2 separate regions of the Homo sapiens genome follow, and region 1 is linked to region 2. A link is a contact called in ENCODE Hi-C or POLR2A ChIA-PET data. All regions are on one chromosome and are shown on one strand. Each heading gives the region's core, a stretch centred on a gene start or an enhancer-like site at or near the end of the contact. The rest is flanking DNA. Distances are from core to core; before and after follow the strand shown.

What was found. Hi-C counts contacts between places; a loop is a spot of excess contacts on that map. ChIA-PET counts read pairs that join two places held with the same protein, here RNA polymerase II (POLR2A). Pooled maps may share reads with other maps.
Region 1: a loop to region 2 is called in a pooled map, with 2.3 times the contacts of the local background. The contact joins two enhancer-like sites. A Hi-C loop is called at or near these places in 1 of 50 pooled maps. POLR2A ChIA-PET finds 5 or more read pairs at or near these places in 4 of 52 experiments (PC-9, activated B cell, activated CD4-positive, alpha-beta T cell and 1 more).

Annotation. Positions count from the first base shown.
Region 1 is chr10:97,461,025-97,468,193 of GRCh38, forward strand. It overlaps MMS19 (MMS19 cytosolic iron-sulfur assembly component), which reads right to left. Exons shown (of 31, transcript NM_022362.5): 14 at 6,481-6,559; 15 at 5,752-5,877; 16 at 5,480-5,561; 17 at 5,035-5,135; 18 at 4,781-4,930; 19 at 2,834-2,989; 20 at 1,559-1,658; 21 at 993-1,095; 22 at 804-872; 23 at 472-598. Among named protein-coding and RNA genes, the nearest start is that of ZDHHC16, 18 kb to the left of the region's middle. Within about 2 kb of position 2,792, at least 13 of the 41 ENCODE cell types and tissues checked have a DNase peak (open chromatin) inside an H3K27ac peak, as active enhancers do.
Region 2 is chr10:97,278,317-97,284,907 of GRCh38, forward strand. The region is part of intron 1 of ARHGAP19 (Rho GTPase activating protein 19); the gene reads right to left. All of the region lies in intron 1 of ARHGAP19-SLIT1 (ARHGAP19-SLIT1 readthrough (NMD candidate)), which reads right to left. Among named protein-coding and RNA genes, the nearest start is that of ARHGAP19, 11 kb to the right of the region's middle. Within about 2 kb of position 1,251, at least 7 of the 41 ENCODE cell types and tissues checked have a DNase peak (open chromatin) inside an H3K27ac peak, as active enhancers do.

The sequences.
Region 1 (7,169 bases), core at 1,542-4,041, 180 kb after region 2:
AATGCTGACATAAAGGCTACACATTTTCCCTTTAGCAATGAAATGCAAATCACTTTAAGTGCAGAGCTCCCTGAGAAGCTGTTAGAAAGGGAAAATATCATTTTTGCCTGTGGACAAAATGATTGGACACCTGCATAAGAGCCTGGTATTCTCATAATACAGAGGTGCTGCCATTTGAAAAGAGAGGGTCATCTACTTCCAATAAAGAATTATCCACACTAGCCCCACTGTAGGGAGTAGGACGGCAGAACTAGACTCTTTGTGCTCCCTTCTCTTCTTAGGTACTATAAAGCTCTGCCCAACTGTGGTCTTGACGCTTTTCCCACGGGCAGTCCCAGGACAGTGCTTGAGCAGTTGAAGCCCTGTTAATGTTATTAGCAAGCTCCTTTTAAAAAGAGAATGAGTACTGAGCTATAAGATTTCATGGGTAGTTGATTCTGGGAGGCTCCTTACATAGTCTGATCTCAGTACCTGCAGGGTGCTTGTTGAGGAGTCCTGCAAAGCACTTGGCAGCAGCGGTGGAAGAAAAGGGGCAGCTGTGGCAGCAGCTCAGTTCCAAAAGCTCCCGCATGAGTTGGTTCAGCTGAGGGATTTCCACCTACAGAAAACCTGGCCATGTAATGGACCCAGAGAACACTTGAACTCCAAGAGAACCAGTACATAGTGGCAGCAGGGACCGGGACGGATGAGAACTAACTTCTCTGGTGGGGGAAGTAAAAGATCAGCTTAGCCTGTGGCAAATTTCAGCCCGGAGTCACCTTGTCAAGGTTAAATAACAGTACTTCCCAAATGTGCTCACTTACATTTCGAGGCAGGGAGCAGACAAAGGCCATAAGCAGTGCAATCAGCCGCCTCTGCCCTGAGGAGCCATCCTATAAAGGAAGGAGAGCCCGATCAAGCCTGCCAGCAATAAGCTTGTCTGCCCCTCTACCCATTCCAGATTAGCCCTAAAAAAAAACCAGCTTGAAGGATGTAAGTTCTAAGACTGTTACCTGGAATGGCTGGAATCTGCTCGGGAAGCTGTTTTCAGGCAGAAAGGACACGTTGCCATCCAAGAAGAGGGGCACAATGTGTGTCACACTCTGGGCAGCTAACCTGGGGGCAGAGTACTAGGTATGACCAAGGAGCTAGGATTCTAAAGCAGCCCTCTCCTCCACAGACGTGCTTTTCAACCTAGGGTTTGAATTAGGATCACCACGTCAATGGGACATGCCCTGATCATTCATGCATTGAACAAATATTAATTTGGCACATATGTGCCAGTAATCATTTCCATTCAGGTTCCCATCTGGGAAGTCAAGGTATATTTTAAAATGCTCTACAGGTAATTCTTAAGCACATCTGCGGCTAAGAACCACTGGCCCTGGCTTCCCACCCTCATAGTCCATGGTGCTAAGAGCCCCTTCCTTTTGTTTTGTCAACAAAACTTACAAGACGATTAACTGCACCACATTTACATATAGGTAAAAGGACAGCTGACAAGGCAGCTACCTGTTGCTTCTTCCTAAGAATGCTATCCTTCTCCCTGGGTTCAAGCCACATCCATGATTATACTTACTCAGGGCTCAGGTGGGTTGTAGCAGTGCCAATGACAGACACCATGGCAGCCAACACCTCATCCTCCAATAGTACTTTTCTCAGAACTGAGGGCTCCTTCTCTGCAAAACACACACACATGCACACAATCACAAGACCATGACGGGTTCAAGAAATGAATGATTGGGTTCTGTCAGCATCACTGACTCTGGGGCTTGACTCTAGCCACGACAGCAGTTCTTAATCTGGTCTCTGGTAGTGCTATAGTCCTGAGAATCAGGGCACCAGAAACAGGAGTGGTCTGACCTGGGGCCACAGAGCGCTCCTGAGAACTCTGCACAGTCTTTAGACTAGGCCAACAGTGGGAAAGAGGGATAGCTAAGATGAACATTCTTAACATAAGAAATAGAAATGTTGTCCCTGGTGTCCCTGGAGATGCAAGGAAAAAAAAATAGTAATGTTGGTCTCTGAAAAAATTAAAAACATAGATTTATCTTCATGGGTCCTTATTATTTATAGCAACTATCATACACTGAGTACTTCCTATGTGGCAGGTACTATACACTAACTTATTTAATCCTTACCAACTACCCTGTGAAACAGTTTTTTTTTTTTTTTTTTTTGAGACAGGAACAGGATCTCGCTCTGTCACCCAGGCTCGAGTGCAGAGGCACAATCATGCCTCACTGCAGCCTTGAACTCCTGGGCTCAGGTGATCCTCCCACCTCAGCCTCTTGAGCAGCTGGGACTATAGGTGTGCACCACTATGTCTGACTATTTGTAGAAACAGGGTCCCCTGTGTTGCCCAGGCTGGTCTCAAACTCCTGGACTCAAGTGATCCTCCCATCTTGGCCTCCTGAAGTGCTGGGATTACAGGTGTGAACCATGGCGCCAGCCTAGACGGTACTCTTTATCTCCATCTTACAAGTGAGGAAATTGAAGCGTGGAAAGGCTGAATATCTTCACCTAAGTTAGCAAGTGGTAGAGTTGAGGATAAAACCCAACCAGGTGGGCTTGACTCCAGAGTCCAATTCTAAGTAAACTAATCACATAGCACTTCATGGGGAAAAGGTGTGCATTCTTTTGAATGTTGCTAACACTAGTGGATTTTGGTTCCTGCCACTGGTCAGGGTGGCACCCTTTGCTATGAAGTGAAATCTCACTCTGAGGACAAAGGATTGAAAATAAACCTCTGATGGTACAAAATACAGTACCACCAATACCCAGAGGGTGGTGCTGTTCAACACCAGCAGAGGGCAAAGTTCCCAAAGGCCAGGAAGGAGAGGTGGAAAGTTACCTGGCATAGAGGCCTGCACAGCCAAGGCAAGCAGGCAAGGTATAGCTGTCTGGTGGAAATACCAGCAACTCTCAGGGTCCTGCTGACATTTTTCTGCCATCTGTCTGAGGCTCTGACAGACAGCAATAACGTCACTGGATTGTGCAACCATATTCCCTGTTGATGAGAAAGTGTTCTCTGTAAGGTTTGCTTAAAAGCACTTTCAGGTGTTTCCAATTACACAGCAGATGAGAGGAACAAAGAAGAGTGACTGAAGGGACCAAGAGTGCCTTATTAAAAAGCTGAGTCACTTTATTCTCCTGGCTGTTCTTTCTGATCTATTCAGACTTCATAGTTGAGACTTGCTCTGTCCCAGGCTCTGCAGCAGAAGCACTTGTATATATTCTCTCCTTATTTTTCATAACAACCTTAGAAGTATCATTTCCCTCACTCTATAGAGAAGGACATGGAGGCACAATGAAATACATGATCAGTGGCTTTTCCAGGGTCACAGGAAGTGCAAAGTCAGGAATCAAGCCCAAGTTATAATCCAAGTCTAGTATTCATTCTACTATGTAACAGCTGCTGGATCAACCACAGTGGGCCTGAATCTACCCACAGGGCAGGCTGCTGTCACTTTTGCATTGGAGCAGTGCTTCTCAAACTCAACAGTCTACGAGTTACCAGGGTACACTGTCAAAATGCAGATTCTGATCAGTGAGGGCCTGAGATTCTGCACTTCTAACAAGCTCCCAGATGTCACCCATGCTGCTGGTTAACAGACCATCTTTTGAGCACCACGGCCTTAGGGTGATGCCTCTCAATTCAGATCCCACATGAAAATTACCTAGGTAATTTTTTTTTTTTTTTTTGGAGACAGGGCTTCACTCCTGTTGCCCAGGTCAGGCTGGAGTGCAATGGAGCGATCTCGGCTTGCTCCAACCTCTGCCTCCCGGGCTCAAAGTGATTCTCCTGCCTTAGCCTCCCAAGTAGCTGGGACTACAGGTGCATGCCACTGCTCCTGGCTAATTTTTGTATTTTTTGTAGAGATGCGGTTTCGCCATGTTGCATCGGCTGGTTAGGTCTCAAACTCTTGAGCTCAAGTGATCCATCAGCCTTGGCCTCCCAAAGTGCTGGGATTACAGGCATGAGCCACCACACCCAGCCCGGCACTTTTTTTTTTCTTTTTTGAGATGGAGTTTCACCCTGTTTGCCCAGGTGTGAGTGCAATGGCATGATCTTGGCTCACTGCAACCTCCGCCTCCCAGGTTCAAACGATTATCCTGCCTCAGCCTCCTGAGTAGCTGGGATTACAGGCGCCTGCCACCATGACCAGATAATTTTTAGTAGAGACGGGATTGCACCATGTTGGTCAGGCTGGTCTCAAACTCCTGACCTTGTGATCCACCCGCCTCAGCCTCCCAAAGTGCTGGGATTATAGGCATGTGCCACTGCGCCCAACCCTTTTTTTCTTTTGAGATAGAGTTTCACTCTATTGCCCAGGCTGGCCAGGCTGGAGTACAGTGGCGCAATCTCAGCTCGCTGCAACCTCCGCCTTGTGGGTTCAAGAGATTCTCCTGCCTCAGCCTCCCCAGTAGCTGGGATTACAGGCGCATGCCACCATGCCCAGCTAATTTTTTGTATTTTTAGTAGAGACTGGGTTTCTCCATGTTGGCTAAGTTGGTCTCAAATTCCTGACCTCAAGTGATCTGCTGGCCTCGGCCTCCCAAAGTGCTGAGATTACAGGCAAGAGCAGCGGCCCTGGCCGGGTACTCTTAATAGTACTGTTGCCTAAGTCCCATCCCTCCTCAGAGACTGATTCAGTTGGACGCAGGCATCAGTATTTTTTTTTTCTTTTAAAAGAGTTGATTCTGTTACTCTTATGTATAGCTACAGCTAGAACCACTGCCTTAGAGACTACAGCTCCCTATTCAGCCCAGTCCGTTGGTGGTTATTCCTAGTAGTTACCTCTGTTCACTTGCCAGAGATGCTGCAGCAGCAGAGGCAGTGTCTCCTTGACGATGCTGGGATGTGTTGATACAGCTGACAAGGCTTGCAGACAGCACAGATGCCGGGAGCATTGGGTGGGCTCATCTCCGTTAGTCAAATTTGACTCCCCTGAAAGCAACCCATGAGACAAAGGTTTACTGTGTGATAGGAAGCACGAAGGCCCCAAAGCCTTGCTGGAAAGGGATGGGCCACAGAGGATTAGAGACACATACCTACACGCAGCTCCTCAGCGAGCTTGGGTACGAGGTGGCTGCTGAAGGCCACAGGGTAGAGAGCAGCCAGGGTTCCTGATGCTTCCAGTGCTGCCACCCTGCTGGAGGCGCAGAGCAGATAAGCATTGGCTGAGCCTGGGCTCACAGCTCTCTTGCCTACGTCTGATATTAGGCAGATTCAGGAGTGTGAGCTCCCAACGCCTCCTTGCTAAAGAGCAGAACTCAAGTACCTACACCACTGAGTTGGACAGGGCTTCTTAAAGCCTAAGAAGAGAGCAGTCCTACATCTCTCCAACTGGTTAGCAGCCAGAGTCTAACACAGAGCTCACCTCCCCTAAGGAGAGCCAAGGGTCAGAAGCACAGAGCCCTGGTCCTAGCTTGATCTTTTGCTGCCAATACAGAGGCAGGGAACAGCTTGCTCTATCTCATTGCTTTAAATTCTCACCAACTCTGGGAATCCTCCTTCAGGAAGCTCAGTCTGTACAGGTGACCCACTGCCAGCTCCAAGTCCTCATAAGATAGGAGATCTGTAGTTAGAAGGGAACATGAATCTCATCTTTCTTCCCCTGCAGCCATCACAACCCTTCTAAGCTCTTATTAGAAATCCCAAATCATCCAGAGTTGCAGTAAGAAGAGGATAGTAAGGCTGCTTTTCACCAAGGCAGTCTTACAAGAAAAGGACCAATATTTTCCTCTTCTCTTTCCCTTAAGATGTACCTGGCTGGGCACCCAAGACTGTCAGTGTACGGATGCCAACAAGCTGAAGCTGGGTGCTGGGGTCTGTTAGAGCCATGAATACCAGTGAGCACAGCTGGTCCTTGAAGCCATTCAGAGGCCTTTGATCTAGGGAAGAGACAGAGGCCAGGTTAGAAGGAAGCCACTGCATTCCATATCCCTGACTAAGCTGTGATACACAGCCAACCTGGGGTAGATTTTTTTTTTGAGACAAGGCCTCTGTTGCCCAGGCTGGAGTGCAGTGGCGTAATCTCGGATCACTGCAGCCTCTGCCTCCCAGGTTCAAGCCATTCTCCTGCCTCAGCCTCCCGAGTAGCTGGAATTACAGGCATGTGCCAACAGGCCTGGCTAATTTTTGTATTTTTAGTAGAGACAGGGTTTCACCATATTGGCCAGGCTGGTCTCGAACTCCTAACCTCAAGTTTTCCGCCTGCCTTAGCCTACCAAAGTGCTGGGATTATAGGTGTGAGCCACCATGCCCCGCCTCCTGGGGCAGATTTAAAGAGCTTAATCCATTGGGTATCCAGAAAGCACACTGAGAAAAATAAACAGATCTCATCCATCTCATCTGTTAAGTGTTCTCTTGTGCTACAACCTCAGAATAGGACCACTGTTCTAGACTACTTTTCCACAGCACTCTTTGCCCTGCTATCCTTTATAGGCTGAAGTGTTCAACAGTCCCCAGAGCACTGCAATGGAAGGCAACCTCACCTTTGTCTTCATAGCTCCATTTCTGCTGCAGCTTCAAGAAACCCAGGAGCATTTCAAGGATTGTCCGCCGCTGGCTGCTCTGTAACGTTTCAAGGGGTACTAGAGTCAAAGAATATTTTAAAGGATTTCAATCCTGCTACTCTGGATATAGGGAAAATTCTTTCTTTCTTCCAAGAGATGGGGGTTTTGCTATGCCACAGCCAGGCTGGAATACAGTAGCATGATTATAGCTCCCTGCAGCCCCGACCTCCTAGGTTCAAGTGATTCTCTCGCCTCAGCCTCTTGAGTAGCTGGGACTACAGATGCGTGCCACCTTATCCAGCTAATTTTTTTTTTTTTTTTTTGTAGAGATGTGGTCTTGTCTTGTTGCCCAAGCTGGTCTTTAAATCCTAGCCTCAAGTGATTGTCCTGCCTTGGTCTCCTAAAGTGCTGGGATTACAGGCATGAACCAGCATGTCCTGCTTGGCTAATTTAAAAAAAATTTTTTTTTTTTTAGAGATGGGATCTCACTTTGTTGCCCAGGCTGATCTTGAACTCCTGGCTTCAAGCTATCCTCCTGTCTTGGGAGAATGATCCTTTTATGTATGAGACAGGGAAAAAGTGAGTAAGGGAAGCAGCAGCAGCAGCTAATGGGAGCAAAACCCAAGGTCTACTATGTTGGCCCAAGCTAAAACTTAGCTCACTCTCTG
Region 2 (6,591 bases), core at 1-2,500:
CTTGTGGCAGTCTTATTTTAAATGGTTGCTGCTTTGGGATTATGTTTCTTTTTTTCTTGACATGCCAAACGTAACTTTCTGTAAGTGACAGAAAATGCTGTCTTGTGCAGACAATGTCAGGACTCTTAGCAGTTTAAATTTAGTCACTTTAAAGCCTGAAAGCTGCATTATTTTCATCCTAACTCAAGATATAACTCAGTGAACAGAATTGAGAAGAGTGTGCCAAATGAGTATCAATCAGGTGGATTGTGGCCTATCATGTCAAAGTGGCATAAATTTATCAATCTAGTAATACTAAAAAAATAATAATTTGTATAACCTACTCACAGTATACAATTACCACTTTTACCACTAGATGGAACCCTACATGTAAGGTGATATGCTCAGTGAAAGGACTGGAAACAATCCACAGCTGAAAAATCAATTACAGAAAAATGAAATGCAAGTGCTTCTGAGGCATGTTGAAGCCATGAATCTGCAAAATTCAAGGCAGTTAAAAAAAAAAAAAACTGCATCCTGCAGATGTATCTTTTGGCTGACTATACCAAAACTGCATACCCACAAAACTAAATGTTTCCTCCCTGGTGAATTGCCTAACTTGATTTGTTTTCCAAGAACCACAACCTTGGCAAGATTTATCAAAATATGAGCTATATTTAAAGTTGTCTAAATCTGATTTACCACCCTGAGAGAAGAATGCCCTCTCTCTTACTGCTTTTTCAACTCTAAAAGGCTCTGAAACACAGCTTTAAATGTGTCACTTTGTTGGAAAGCTGTTAGATAAGAAATACAACTATCAAAGAAAAGACTGTATTCTTCCCTCTTTCTATGTATCAAATTTAAGCCAGTATCATGAAAGCTGTACATAAAAAGAGAAGAGAAAACTAAACAGGCCCTACATGTCCAAGCTGGTGGTGCTTTTTAATACCAGAGACAGTTCAACATTAATAAGTCGTACCACAATTCAGGGAACGATATCCAATTTCTTAGATAAAATTTTTGAAATATTTATACCCTAAGGTCTGCCCTTAGGAGTAGCTGTGCAATGTTTTATAGTATGGACTACAAAATTATCTCTAAGTTAGACTCCAAAAGTCTGCAAATATATTTAGCCCCTATATTTGATCTCAACCTGAACAAATTTCTTTCTTGCTTGCTTTTGTGTGTGTGTGTGTGCGTTTTGTTTGTTTGTTTGAGGCTGGGTCTTCCCTTGTTGCCCAGGCTAGAGTGCAATGGCGCAATCATGACTCACTGTAGCCTCAACTGCCTGAGCTCAAACAATTCCCCCACCTCGTCCTCCCAAGTAGCTGGGACCATAGACATGCACAGCCACACCTGGCTAATTTTTTTTTATTATTTGTAGACACAAGTCTTTCTACGTTGCCCAGGTCTCAAATTCCTGGGCCCAAGTGATCCTCGCACCTCGGCCTCCCAAAGTGCTGGGATCACAGGCATAAGCCACCACGCCCAGCCCAAATTTCAAACTAATAATACAACTTAACCAAAATTAAACTGGCAAACTATTCTGAGATGAAAAAACTCTTGATTGCCTACCTTCTTAACCTAAACATTTTTGGAATCCTAATCTAAGATTCTGCCCTATGGAATGACAATGTAATATTCTCAGTCAAGAATGATGAGTATAAATAATGCCAATTTACTCACTCATTTATTTGCTTGGTAATTTTTATCTTTCTGGGTGTCATATGAATAAGCATTAATTATGCTGCTGACACCTTCCTTAATTTTTCTCCCTCATGCTAGTGTACAATGGGAAGAAAGTTATTTGTATTAAGAAAGTAACATCAGGCTGGGTGCAGTGGTTCACATCTGTAATCCCAGCACTTTAGGAGGCCGAGGTGGACAGATCATTTGAGGTCAGGAGTTCAAGACCACCCTAGCCAACATAGTGAAACCCCATCTCTACTAAAAATACAAAAGAATTAGCTGGGTGTGGTGGTGCACACCTGTAATCCCAGCTACAAGGGAGGCTGAGGAAGGAGAATCACTTGAACCCGGGAGGCAGAGGTTGCAGTGAGCCGAGATCACACCACTGCACTCCAGCCAAGGTGACAGACCAAGACTCCATCTCAAAAATAATAATAATAATTAAAAGAAAAAAAAGGTAACATCAAAATTCCCTATTAACTTGGAAAAAGTTCTATAGGATGCTTCACTGATAATACAGTCTCTTTCTTACCATTTATCTAAAAAATATTTGCTCCTCAAAAAATCAGAGTCAATGCTTCATGAGTCTCTCTTTTCCTATTTTTTTTTTTTCCCCTAAGACAGGGTCTCACTCTGTTGACCAGGCTGTAATGCAGTGTGCAATCATAGTTCACTTCAGCCTTCAACACCTGGGCTCAAGGGATCCTCCCATACTCCCACATCAACCTCCCAAAGTGCTAAGACTAAAGGTGTGTGCCACCACACCTGGCTAATTTTTTAATACAGCCCAGGGTCTCACTATGTTGACCACACTAGTCTCAAACTCCTGGCCTCAAGCGATCCTCCCAGCTCAGCCTCCCCAAGTGCTGGCATTAGGCATGAGCCACTGCACCCAGCCTCCTACAGACTTTTAAGTGCCATGAGTCTCAGGCAATTAAAACTAGAAGTACTTCTACGTATGATCTGATTAGGTCCTAAAAGACTACTTCTATATTCATTTGTTCCAAAGTTCAGAGTGACACATACTATCCAAGAGACAGCTAATGGTTTTTGTTCTGGCACATGACTTGTTCATATCTACACAAGTTCACAAATTGAAAATTCTTAAGAGTTTCTGGCCAGGCACAGCGGCTCATGTCTATAATTCCAACACCTTGTGAGGACAAGGTGGCAGGATCACTTGAGCCTAGGAGTTCAAGACCAGTATAAGCAACCTGACAAGACTCTGTCACTACAAAAAAAAAAAAAAAAAAAAATTGTTTTTAAATTAGCCAGGCATGGTTGCTTGAGTCTACGGTCCCAACTACTCAGGAGGCTGAGGTAGGAGGATCACCTAAGCCCAGGAGGTCAAGGCTGCAGTGAGGTGTGTTCTTGCCCCTGCACGCCAGCCTGAGTCATAACAGAGTGAGACCCTGTTTCAAAAAAGAAAAGAGTTTCTATACTTGTAGTCAGCCAGAAATATTCAATATTTCACAAATTTAACTATAAATCTTTTCATCAACCAACATAAGAAGGTGAATTGCTTTTCTGAGACATATGGTACCCAAACAAGAAATCGATCACTTGTGTGTCATTTAAAATCAATCCAATCATGATCTACTAATTGCTTTGTAACTTTACGGTATTGTAAGGTATAGGGGACAAAAACTAAGGTAAGTCTCTGGCCTCCAGGAACTGAAAATTCACTAAGTGCTACGCGATTTCAAATAGTAGCTAAAGACCACAACGCAAAAGATGATACAAGATCATTAATAGCCAAATGCATGATACAGACAATAAAGGCTCTAAGAATTCAGGAGAGAATCTTTTACCCATATACAAGAGATTTGAGCTAGATCTTAAAGACGTGTAGGAGTTAGACAGTGGGAGAAAAAAAGAGCTAATACTTAAGGTGCTTTTTGGTTTCTCAGGGTTTTTTTAAGAAACATAAAATGTTTTCGCCACACATTAGTGGCCAGCCCTTTTCAAAACATAAATTTAAAGAGAGGTACACAGGGGAGTTACAGAGATAGCACAGTGGACATCTGCTGCTTTTGAATTCCCAATACGTATTTTCCCCTTCCTCTGGTAACAGCACCCCCATTTTCCTTTAAGCAATAAACCTCTCCCCATCTTTCGAATCTATGTGACCTGGTGGGCACTGCCTGTGAGCATGTCATCCAAGCTTAACCAACTGAAACATTCTATTCCCTTCATGAATCCAAGCAAAGGCCCACAAGTCAAACCAGGACAAAAAGTCTCAACTCCAAGACTCTTGTGAATCCTAAAATTGCTAAGCTGGTGGGATGTAAGACTGACACCGTTGGTGGCCTATTACTGCCACTTTTTATACAGAATCTGCCTTCTTAGGAAGCAAATACAGAGGAAACCAGATCTAAGACAGTAAAGAGGTAGATATCTAACAACACTGAGATTTGAGATTTTCCATACAGATTAAACCATACTTGATTTATCCCCTGGACTTTTCAGTTTCTTGAGCCAATTAATAGAGTCTCTTTTTGCTTAAGCTAGTTTTAGTTTCTATCACATATAACTGAAGAATCCTAACAAATATGAATGTGTAAGTCTGTTTGTCCCAGTATGAATCTGAGCCCTCCCTTCTGTATCTTCCCCTTCAGAGCAATGGCTGCCAATCAGTCAGCCATGGCCATGCCATCTCCAGCAAGGTCTGGAACTCTGCCCTAGGGACCCTCTTCCTTGTACATTCTAACTCAGCTGATTCCTGTATCTATTTCTATATTTCTTAGAGATCTCTTTACTTCTTACTAGCCAATTCCTTGTTACTCGAATCCCCAGTTATAGTTTATAACCTATTAAATGTTCTCTGTTTAAAGTACTATGTAGTTTCTTTTTTCTTTTTTTTTTTTTTTTTTTTGAGACAGAGTCTCACTCTGGTCGCCCAGGCTGGAGTGCAGTGGTGCGATCTCGGCTTACTGCAACCTCCACCTCCCAGGTTCAAGCGATTCTCCTGCCCCAGCCTCCCAAGTAGCTGGGATTACAGGCGTCTGCCACCACGCCTGGCTAATTTTTGTATTTTTAGTAGAGACGGGGTTTCACCATATTGGCCAGGCTGGTCTTGAACTCCTGACCTCAGGCAATCCACCCACCTCAGCCTCCCAAAGTGCTGGGATTACAGGCGTGAGCCACCCGCCCGGCTGTTACTATGTAGTTTCTATGGCCTAGCTGAATTTAGTTTATATCGGGTAACAGTAGCAAAACATCAGCACAAAATAAATAGGCTCCAGCATCTGTAGAAACAACCCACCCTAAAAGATGGTTAGTAAAAGTGTAGGTGAGAGTGTTCACTGAAGGTGACCAGAGGGCATCTTCAGGAGGCTGAGGTGGGTGGATCATGAGGTCAAGAGTTCGAGACCAACCTGGCCAACATGGTGATACCCCGTCTCTACTAAAAATACAAAAATTAGCCAGCATGGTGGCGCATGCCTGTAGTCCCAGCTACTCGGGAGGCCGAGGCAGGAGAACTGCTTGAACCCAGGAGACGGAGGCTGCAGCAAGCTGAGATCATGCCACTGCACTCCGGCCTGGGCAACAGAGTGAGACTCTGTCTCAAAAAAAAAAAAAATTGTATTTCAATCACTCTTTTGCTATACTGTTTCCAACCAGAAATGATGCACTTATTGGGAGGAAACTGGGAAACCAAGATAGAAATCAGATCTTGGATGGGTCATATTTTAGATAAGAGGCATTACAGTTTAAGACTCAGAAGGAACCAGACATGGTGGCTCACACCTGTAATCCCAGCACTTTGGGTTGCCAAGGTGGGAGGAGTACATGAGCCCAAGAGTTTGAGACCGCCTAGACAACATAGTGAAACTTCATCTCTATTAAAAAAAAAAAAAAAAAAACTGTCTCAATATTAATAATGGTTGTATCTATCTGGTAAATTGGAGTGGCTAGTTTACCATTTTTCTACATATTTTTCTTTCCTTTTTTTTTCTTTTTTTTAGAGACAGGGTCTCACTCTGGCACCCAGGCTGGAGCACAGTGGTGTCATCATAGCTCACTGCAGCCTTAAGCTCCTAGGTTCAAGCAATCTTCCCACCTCATCCTCCCCAGTAGCTGGGACTACAGGTGCACACCACCACACCTAGCTTTTTTCTCTTATTTTTATTTGTATTTTTTGCTTTTTGTTTTTGAGACATTGTCTCACTCTGTTGCCCAAGCTGGAGTACAGTGGTGCAATCTTGGCTCACTGCAACTTCTGCCTCCCAGGTTCAAGCGATTCTCTTGCCTCAGCCTCTTAAGTAGCTGGGATTACAGATGTGCGACACCATGCCCAGCTAATTTTTGTCTTTTTAGTAGAGACAGGGTTTCACCATGTTGGCCAGGCTGGTCTCGAACTACTGACCTCAAGTGTTCTGCCCACCTTGGCCTCCCAAAGTGCTGGGATTATAGGCGTGAGACACTCAGACCAGCCCCCATTTTTTTCTACATATTTTTCTAGCCTTCTGTAGTAAATATTATATAAGTTTATTTCATAGTGGGGAAGAGGGGAAAAAAGTATATACTGGGGGTTTTTTGAGGCAAGGTCTTGTTCTATTGCCCATGCTAGAATGGTGGCATACTCACGGTTCAGTGCATCCTTGACCTCCCAGGCTCAAGCAATCCTCCTGCCTCGGCCTTCCTAGCAGCTGAGACCAGAGGCATGTGCCACCACGCCTGGCTAACTATTTTTATTTTTAGTAGAGACAATGTCTTGCTAGGTTGCCCAGGCTGGTCTCAAACTCCTGGGCTCAAGTGATCCTACCACCTCAGCCTCCCAAAGTGGTAGGATTACAGATGAGAGCCACCACTTTTAGCCAAACTATATACTCTTAACAAAAAAGAAAGAAAGAAAAAAAAGCATATACTTTTTTTTTTTTTTTTTTTTTCCTGTGAGACTGAGTCTCGCTGTGTCGCCCA